3 separate regions of the Homo sapiens genome follow, and all the other regions are linked to region 2. The links are chromatin contacts, found by Hi-C in ENCODE. All regions are on one chromosome and are shown on one strand. The core of a region is the stretch at or near the end of the contact, and the rest is flanking DNA. Distances in the headings are between cores, read along the strand shown.

The links. A loop is a pair of places that touch in the nucleus more often than their neighbours do. Pooled maps may share reads with other maps.
Region 1: a pooled map shows a loop between it and region 2 (4-fold over the local background). The contact joins the enhancer-like site here to the promoter of MSANTD7 in region 2. A Hi-C loop is called at or near these places in 2 of 50 pooled maps.
Region 3: a loop to region 2 is called in a pooled map, with 14 times the contacts of the local background. The contact joins the promoter of MCM10 here to the promoter of MSANTD7 in region 2. A Hi-C loop is called at or near these places in 2 of 37 single-sample maps with no recorded cell type and 8 of 50 pooled maps.

Annotation. Positions count from the first base shown.
Region 1 is chr10:13,711,708-13,714,606 of GRCh38, forward strand. All of the region lies in intron 12 of FRMD4A (FERM domain containing 4A), which reads right to left. It overlaps LOC105376426 (a long non-coding RNA gene), which reads left to right. Exons shown (of 4, transcript XR_001747371.2): 2 at 215-307. Among named protein-coding and RNA genes, the nearest start is that of PRPF18, 130 kb to the left of the region's middle. RefSeq lists enhancers at 1-863, 864-1,728. Within about 2 kb of position 1,389, at least 13 of the 41 ENCODE cell types and tissues checked have a DNase peak (open chromatin) inside an H3K27ac peak, as active enhancers do.
Region 2 is chr10:14,836,693-14,839,606 of GRCh38, forward strand. It overlaps MSANTD7 (Myb/SANT DNA binding domain containing 7), which reads left to right and starts at 1,614. Exons shown (of 5, transcript NM_001378785.1): 1 at 1,614-1,767. It overlaps CDNF (cerebral dopamine neurotrophic factor), which reads right to left and starts at 1,345. Exons shown (of 4, transcript NM_001029954.3): 1 at 1,140-1,345. The coding sequence starts at 1,254. It overlaps HSPA14 (heat shock protein family A (Hsp70) member 14), which reads left to right and starts at 1,614. Exons shown (of 14, transcript NM_016299.4): 1 at 1,614-1,767. The coding sequence starts at 1,711. RefSeq lists a silencer at 1,398-1,507 and an enhancer at 1,658-1,897.
Region 3 is chr10:13,160,298-13,163,065 of GRCh38, forward strand. MCM10 (minichromosome maintenance 10 replication initiation factor) reads left to right here and starts at 1,261. Exons shown (of 20, transcript NM_018518.5): 1 at 1,261-1,309. RefSeq lists silencers at 1,010-1,323, 1,346-1,525.

The DNA of each region.
Region 1 (2,899 bases), core at 139-2,638, 1.1 Mb before region 2:
GCATCTTTAAAAAGCCCTGCAAACATCGTTCCTTTGATCTTTTGGCATCCCTCAAGAAGATCAAGTGGGAAATTTACTTCTTGGGTGAAACAAGGCCCAGAGAAATTAAGGAAAACTGCCTAAGGCCACACAGCAAGTAAGTGAAGGAACCAGAAATAGAAGTCAAGGGCACCTGGTCCATTACTCTAACCTCTAACTATGTTGCTTTCCCCAGGAGTCCACCAATTAGTGGGAACAGCTCTTACTGACTAATGGATGGTTAACTTTACAAGTGGAATGATTTTTACAAATGAGCTACAATATGACTGTAAGTAGAAAGTAAAAAAGCAAATCTTTTTCATCCTGCACCATGGCCTGGCTTTCCTTTTATACGGTAAATGATAACAAGTATTCTTTCCTTCTATCCTTGGAGTCCTGGCTTCCTCTAGTTTTCTATACAGCAATGCTTCAATACTCAGTAGCTTTCAATACTCAATGCTTTCCATACTCCAAAGACTAAAACACAACGACAACTGTGATGAAGGACAGCCTGGGCCAGGCATGGTAGCTCACGCTTGTAATCCCAACACTTTGGGAGGCCAAGGTTGGGGGATCACTTGAGGTCAGGAGCTCGAGACCAGCCTTGTCAACATGGTGAAATCCTATCTCTACTAAAAATTAGCCAGGTGTAGTGGCACGCGCCTGTAATCCTAACTACTCCGGAGGCTGAGGCAGGAGAATCGCTTGTACCCAGGAGACGGAGGTTGCAGTGAGCCGAGATCTTACCACTGCACTCCAGCCTGGGCAACACAGTGAGACTCCATTTCAAAAAAAAAAAAAGAGCAACAACAAAAAAAACAGCCTGGATGATCTGGACTTGCGTGAAACAAAACTTAGAGGAAACCACCAAGTAGTGGCTTCCTTGAGACTATGTCTGTCCCTGTTGTTGGGACTGGCTGATACTGGATGTGGATTCTTAGTTTCTGACCTAGACTTGCCGTGACTCCCAATGCGATCACAGGTCCTCCACTTCCCTGTTCTGGGCCTCAGTATCTTCATGTATGAAAACAGGAGGTGGGAAACACTTATCCACGGAGTGCAAACAAAAGTGGGTAATAAATACTGCCTTTGAGACCTGAATGCAACAGGGTCCACTCTAAGTACTTAATGAGCAGGGACCAGTTACTGGTTTCTATTAGATGGCCTGCTGGATTCCCACATCCTGTATTTAGCTGAAGGCTGGGGCAGAGGAAGGGGCTTTGGCTCCACTGGACTTCCTCCCCAGCCAGCATTTATGGAGAGCTGGGACTGCATGTGGAGTGGTGGGCAAGCTCCCAGGACGATGTGGAAATAGACGCTTGAGAGGAAGCTCAGTCTAGTGGCTCTGATGCTTGACTAGGACTTTGGAGAACCTCGTCTTCCCCCGCTGCCCCTGAGGCTGAGTCACCAAGCTTCTTAATGATCTCCCTATGAGTAACTTCCTGTTTCATCCAGGGGGGCTATTACACAGAATCACAGCAGCCATCTGGTCCACCTCCTCCTTGCACAGATAAAGTAACCCCAGTAGAGAGAGGTTAAGGGATTGGCAGAGGTTAAATAAGTAATTGATGATGGGACCCACATCTTGTGACTTCTGGTCCTGGGCTCTTTCTAACACACCATGAAGCTCTGACAATGAACGAGAACAAAGTTGTTTCAAGCTTCTTGTTCTGAGTCTCTATATAAGAAGAATTAGACTCATGGACAGGAATAATCTCCAAGCTCAGAAGAAAACATACAAACTGAAAAACTCACTTCCTTATTTCATTTCTGCCCTTTTTACTTTCTAGAGCAGACTGGCACTTGCAAATCTTTAGACGGATTTACATTTTCAGCAAATACAAATGAGTTGTTTCACATCTAGAGGGCTGCAGGGCAAAAGAAAGGAGTCACTGAACCCGAATCAGATGGAATTTAAAATGTGAGAGCACCCAGAAAGCTCCAAACCTGTGCTCTCAGAGGACTGGATCCCATGTGCCCTGGTAAGGTTTTGCTATTGGAGCACAGCCGGTTCTAAGGGGCAACAGAAGTAGGTATATATACACATATATATAATATATATACATATATGTAATATATATACACATATATATAATATATATACATATATGTAATATATATACACATATATATAATATATATACATATATGTAATATATATACATATATAATATATACATATATGTAATATATATACATATATAATATATACATATATGTAATACACACACATATATAATATATACATATATGTAATATACATATATAATATACATATATAATATACATATATAAAATATACATATATATATATATATATATATATATATATATAAAATATACTTTTTTTTTGAGACACAGTCTCACTCTATCCTCCAGGCTGGAGTGCAGTGGCACGTTCTCAGCTCACTGCAACCTCTGCTGCCTCCCGGGTTCAAGTGATTCTCTTGTCTCAGCCTCCCAAGTAGCTGGGATTACAGGCTCCCACCAACATGCCCAGTTAATTTTTGTATTTTTAGTAGAGACGGGGTTTCATCATGTTGGCCAGGCTGGTCTCGAACTCCTGACCTCAGGTGATCCACTCGCCTTGGCTTCCTAAAGTGCTAGGATTATAGGTGTGAGCCAACATCCTGGCCCAGGTATATGTTTTTAGTGGGTTGAAATCATATGTCAGAGGTTTTTTTTTTTCTATCAGTTTTTTAGGCATTCAATATATTTTACTTTTTACAAAAAAAGAAGACAGAGGCAAGGCCCTTGGGTTTCAGGCAGCATTGAATTCCCATTCCCTTTCCAACCATTCATGTAGTAGTCTTCTACTTTGTACTGGACTGTTCTCATAGGCAAGAGGAAACACATGGTGCCTAATACATGTTTATATTTG
Region 2 (2,914 bases), core at 364-2,863:
AGGCTGAGGCGGGCCGATCACCTGAGGCCAGGAGTTCAAGACCAGTCTGGCCAACATGGTGAAACTGCATCTCTATTAAAAATATAAAAATTAGTCAGGCGTGGTGGTGGTGCCTTTAGTACCAGCTACTTGGGAGGCTGAGGCAGGAGAATCGCTGGAACCCGATGATGGAGGCTGCAGTGAGCCAAGATTGTGCCACTGTACTCCGGCCTGGGCAACACAGTGAGACTGTCTCAAAACAAAAACAAAAACAAAAAACAAAACAACAAAACAAACAAAAACACAACTTTAGTACGACTATACCCATCCATTCACTCAACATATATGATGAACCTACAATTTCCTGTTCACTAGGGATATATTTTCCAGCTGAGGGCATATACATTTAAACTAATTATTTTCAGTAAAACATGGAGTGAGCGCTACAGGAGTCCAGAAGGAAGGGGCTAGCATAGCCACTTACCTTCTTTGCCTTTGCTAACAGATCTCTAAAGTGAAGTACGCTGATTTTGCAAAAACCAAAGTCTCAGAGCTAGGGGACTTGGTGGGATACAGACTCACGTATTCTGACTGCGAGTTCACAGCTGAGATACCGTGAACAAAAAGGAACCACTCTTTTGTATTCCTCTCTTTCCCAAGGAGTCAGTGTACTCCTTTGCAAAGCAATTTTCACCTACAGAGTCCTAACAAATATTAGCTATGTCCTCTGATTTAAGCTACTCAACTCAATGCCATGTTTTGTTTTCCTTTGGGGAGTCACCAACTAGCTTGGACTTGAAAGACGTCTTCTGTGCAAGGGGAGGCAAATCTTGCTGGTTGGAAGCAGCAGAATCAATCTGGCGCCAGTATCATCTGAATCTAGCATTCTTTGCACAAACTCTAATCCAAATACAAACCCACCAGCTTTTACTGCTGAAGTTTAATATTCACAGCAAAACCACAACGTGGCCTCACGTTACCACCAGGCCCGGCTTGAGCTTTTTACTCGAGCTGGGCTTGGGCGATCTAAAACGAGGGACAGGGCCTGCATTTCCTGGGCGGAATGTTATTTATAGCCAGGGCCAGGAGAAGCCAAAGCCGACAGCTGCTGCGCCGCAGCGCGGGGCCGCCGCCATGCAAGCAGTTGTCACACCGCTCACCTTCACAGTCGGCCCCTGGCCGCCCCCCGGCCTCCTGGCCCTGCGTCAGCACCGGGTGAGAGACCAAAAGCCCGGCGCAAAAGGCCACCACAGCAACTGGGCTCGCGCACCACATGCTGGGCCAGCAGCTTCAATCGCCTCCGCCACCCGCGCCCACCGCCCACCAAGCTGCCAAAGCGAGCTGAGCAGAATTCGAGGTTGGAAAGAATCTGCCAGTAGTTGCCAGGACAAATGACGCAACTGAACACAGAGTTTCCATTGGCTCTCAAGGAAGGGATAGGAAGGGGGCGGAGTGTAGGAGCCTTTTCCCGTCCCTCCCCGGTTGCGCGTGCGCACTGTGCAGTTTCCGCGGAGCGCAGAGACGCGCTGAAGCTACTCGCGGACTGCGCGTGAAGAAAGGCGGAACCTTCACGCTGATTGGCGGCGACGCGGGAGGCTGTAGCGGCCGACCGGACGCAGGGGGCTGGCGGGAACGTGAAGCTCCGCGGTGCCTGATGGGGCCGTTGGGCGGCCGGTAGCTGTTGCTGTTGGGGGACCCCCTCATTCCTGCCGCTGCCGTCCCTGCTGCCTCATGGCGGCCATCGGAGTTCACCTGGGCTGCACCTCAGCCTGTGTGGCCGTCTATAAGGTGAGGGGCTGCGGAGCTGGGCTAGGGCTTCATGACGGCCACCCGGTTTTCTGGCGCTGGGTCATCCACAGGCTTGAGAGCGGCGTGTCGCCGGCCTAGGGATGTCGTGGAGTGGCGTTGCCGCGAGGACACTCCGGAGCGAAGGGCCGGGCAGGCCCGGCCTCGCGCCTGGCGATTCCTCCGGAAAGTCGTCTACTCCGCGGCGGAGGCTCGCGGCGATGTAGACGCGCGGGGTCCCAGGGCGTCATGGCGGCGGGATGCCCGGAGGGGTCCCAGGGACGACGTAGCTGCAGGGTGCCCGGGGGGGTCCCGGAGACAGCGGGGCCGCTGGGTGTCCCGGGGGGTCCCGGGGACGGCGGGGCTGCGAGCATTTTGGGGGAGGTCACGGGGACGTCCTGGCCTCTGGATGCCGGAAGGGGTCTCGCTGACGTCAGGGCCTCAGGATTCCCGCGGGTGGGAGGTCCTGGGAAAGTTGTGGCCGCGAGGTACTTGGAGGCGGTGGTCTCTGGGACAGCAGGGCCGCAGAACGCGCTGAGCTGGGCCCGAACGTCTAGGTCCCGGAGGGGCGGGGAGGCTGCAGTCGAGCTGGGGCTGATGGTCCCGCAAAGCTGCCTGGCTGTGAAGCCAGTTGATGGTGCGTGGTCTACAGAGGTGGCCTTTCTGGAAGTGAGAGCCTGACAGGACTTGTGGCCTTTCTCTCATCAGTGGGGAGGCAGAAGAAACGATAATCATGAACTCCGTTGCCACTAGTCCCGCGTTTAAATGTCAAATGACTTGTTAGGAAAAGCCAAAGGGAATAATACTACTTCATTTGTAGAAATGGGAAGAAAGGGGCCCAGCGCGGTGGCTTACGCCTGTAATCCCAGCACTTTGGGAAGCCGAGGCAGGCGGATCACGTGAGGTTAGGAGTTCTAGACCAGCCTGGCTAACATGGTGAAACCCCGCCTCTACTAAAAATACTAAAAATTAGCCGGGAACGCCTGTAATCCCAGCTGCTCAGGAGGCTGAGGCATGAGAATGGCTTGAACCCGGGAGGCGGAAGTTGCAGTGAGCCGAGATCTGGCACTGCAGTCTGCACTCCAGCCTGGGCCACGGAGCAAGACTCCGTGTCCAAAAAAAAAAAAAAAAGAAATGGTAATGGTAAGAA
Region 3 (2,768 bases), core at 11-2,510, 1.7 Mb before region 2:
AGACGCGCACCACTACGCCCAGCTAATTTTTGTGTTGTGTGTGTTTTTAGTAGAGATGGGGTTTCACCATGTTGGCCAGGCTGGTCTCGAACTCCTAACCTCGTGATCCACCCACCTCGGCCTCCCAAAGTGCTGGGATTACAGGGGTGAGCCACCGTGCCCGGCCTTAGTGCCGTATGTTTAAAAGTACGCATTTAAACATACTTTTTCAATTTGATTACTAGAGTTCCTCCATTACTATGAATTTTTAACACTAGCAGCTCTCAGAAATGGTTGTATTCCTATTCCTGAGCCAATATAGGTTTAAGTAATAGGGCTGAGCTCATAAATGGAGCAGTAATATTCCATTAGGACACAGAAAAAAGTCAACGTAGATGGCATCAGGACTGTTTATCTTCAGTCTTCCTAAAGTCGATTTTAATTGTTCTGAAAATGAAAGTACGTAGTGGATAGAGATAGGATCTTATACCAAAGGGATTATTAGTGGGGGAACTGCAGTGCCTGAACAGTGTCTGCAAGGAGGAAAAGGGGGGAAAGACTTAAAGTGGCCATTTGGTCCATCAAAGTCTCTTCTGCTATCAATCCCTTGAAATTATGTAAAAGCTAAATGTTATTCTGCATTTAGAAACTATGTTCTTAGTATTATGTACAAACACTATTTTTTAGAATGTAAATACATAAAGAGGCCTGAATTTTACTGAAAAAAAAATCTGTGAAAGATATGGTCTGCTGATAAGTTCTCTTCAGCCCTGACGCCCCTTAGAAGTCCCAAAATCTATGGAACAGGAATTACTCGGGAAATGGTGGTTTCAGTGTAAAAGATGTCATCTACCCTTTCCCTCACTGCACAGATGGTGAAGGGGAAACTCAGAGAGATAAGTCACTTCCCCAAGGTCAGACAGGGTAAAAGTGGACCGGATCTGTTTGGTCCTGAGCCCAAACATTTCGAATGGACATAAGGCTGACAAAGGAACAGTCGGTCCCAGAGCGTCAGGAGTTGAGGTGGGATGGGACCGCAGGGAAAATACTGGGTGGGATGACTTAAACTTCCCGGCACCAGGGGGCGCCAGACACTCTATTTTACCTAAAGGAGACTGGCTTCTACCGACAGGAAGGTCCCTTGCCCCCAACAAAGAGGGCGTCCAATGACGTAAACCAATCCGATTGCTCTGTGCCAGGGCCGGGATTCGCTGGCGTAGCCAGTCAGTGCTGCCCCACAGCCGCGTGCGTCTGACGTCAAGGCAGGGGCGGGATCCGGTTGGAATTTTGGCGGGTTCAGCTGTGAACGAAGAAGGCGTCCCGGCATCGGGTGAGGAGCGCGGGCCCCGGGCGTGCGTGTGACCCTCGGGCGGCGGGGCCGGGGCCGCCTCGCACGTCTCTGCGCGGGTTGCAAGGGGTCCGAGGCTAGAGGCGCGGGGTCCCGGGAGCTCGGGTGGGCGCGATCTGGATTTGGCGGCAGCTTGGGACCGCTCGGAGCTGGCATGGCCGGGCCGGGGGCTGGGAGTTGCTGGCCGTCTACTAAGGAATCGGGTTCTTCCTTTTAAACGCAGCCTTTTAAGTGCTTGCCAAGTGCCTGCCGCCTGGGCTTTCTTTTATTCATTCATTCATTCATTCATTCATTGGTTTCTCGTATTCATGATTTGCCAATGATTATTGAATGCGGACGGTGTGCATGGCTCGGATCACATTTCCGCTGCCTTCACAGCGCTTACAGTTTAAAGGCACGAGCAGGTAGTAAACAAATGCACGACAGTGGACGACTCAGGGTGGTCCAGAAAGTCTCAGAAAGATGAGTAAGTGGAGACCGAAGGGCGAGAAGGACCTGGGGGGAGCTTTCTTCGACAGAGCCTGAGACCTCAAAGCAGCTTAGTGTGTTCCAGAAGGTGGAAGCGGGCTGGCCCGGCTGGAGCATCGTTATGGGTGTCGGGGTGGGTAGAATTGGACGTGGTGGATTGTGGAAAATGTGAGGGAGTAGAAAGCTTGGAAAGAGAGAGAGAATATGAATCATTGCCTCGCAGGCTTTGTAGATTTTTTCTAAGGGCAATGGAAAATCATTAAAGAATTTCAATGAAGGGACCCCCATGATCTGATTTATGTTCCTAAAGGTTACTAAGGAAAGGGAAGATTACCGTGGCTGTCGTATGCAGAACAGATTGCACGGGGACAAAGAGACCAACATAGAAAGCTAACACAGTCATTGGGTTAAAGGTTGACGGTGGCTTGGCCTAGGGTTCTGGCAGTGAAGTTGGAGAGAAGTGGCAGATTTGAGCAGTGTTTTGGAGATGGGACCACAGTACTTGTCAGTGGCCGTGGATTTGAGGGCGAGGGAGGGTGCACAGTTTCATTTTGGGGGAAGGCAAGGCCGGTTACAGACTTGAACGAGACAGTTTGCTCCTAACGCTCAGGAAGCTTACTGTCCAATAGGTTCCCCAGTAGATAGCACAGTGTGTGGCACATGAGGGATCCGTGGAAATGTTGGTTGAATGAATTTTTAAAAAGCGGCCAGGCGCGGTGGCTCACGCCTGTAATCCCAGCGCTTTGGGAGGCCAAGGCGGACGGATCACCAGGTCAGGAGATCGAGACCATCCTGGCTAATACGGTGAAACCCCATCTCTACTAAAAATACAAAAAATTAGCCGGGCGTGGTGGCGGGCGCCTGTAGTCCCAGCTACTCGGGAGGCTGAGGCAGGAGAATGGCGTGAACCCGGGAGGCGGAGCTTGCAGTGAGCCAAGATCGCCCCATTGCACTCCAGCCTGGGTGACAGAGA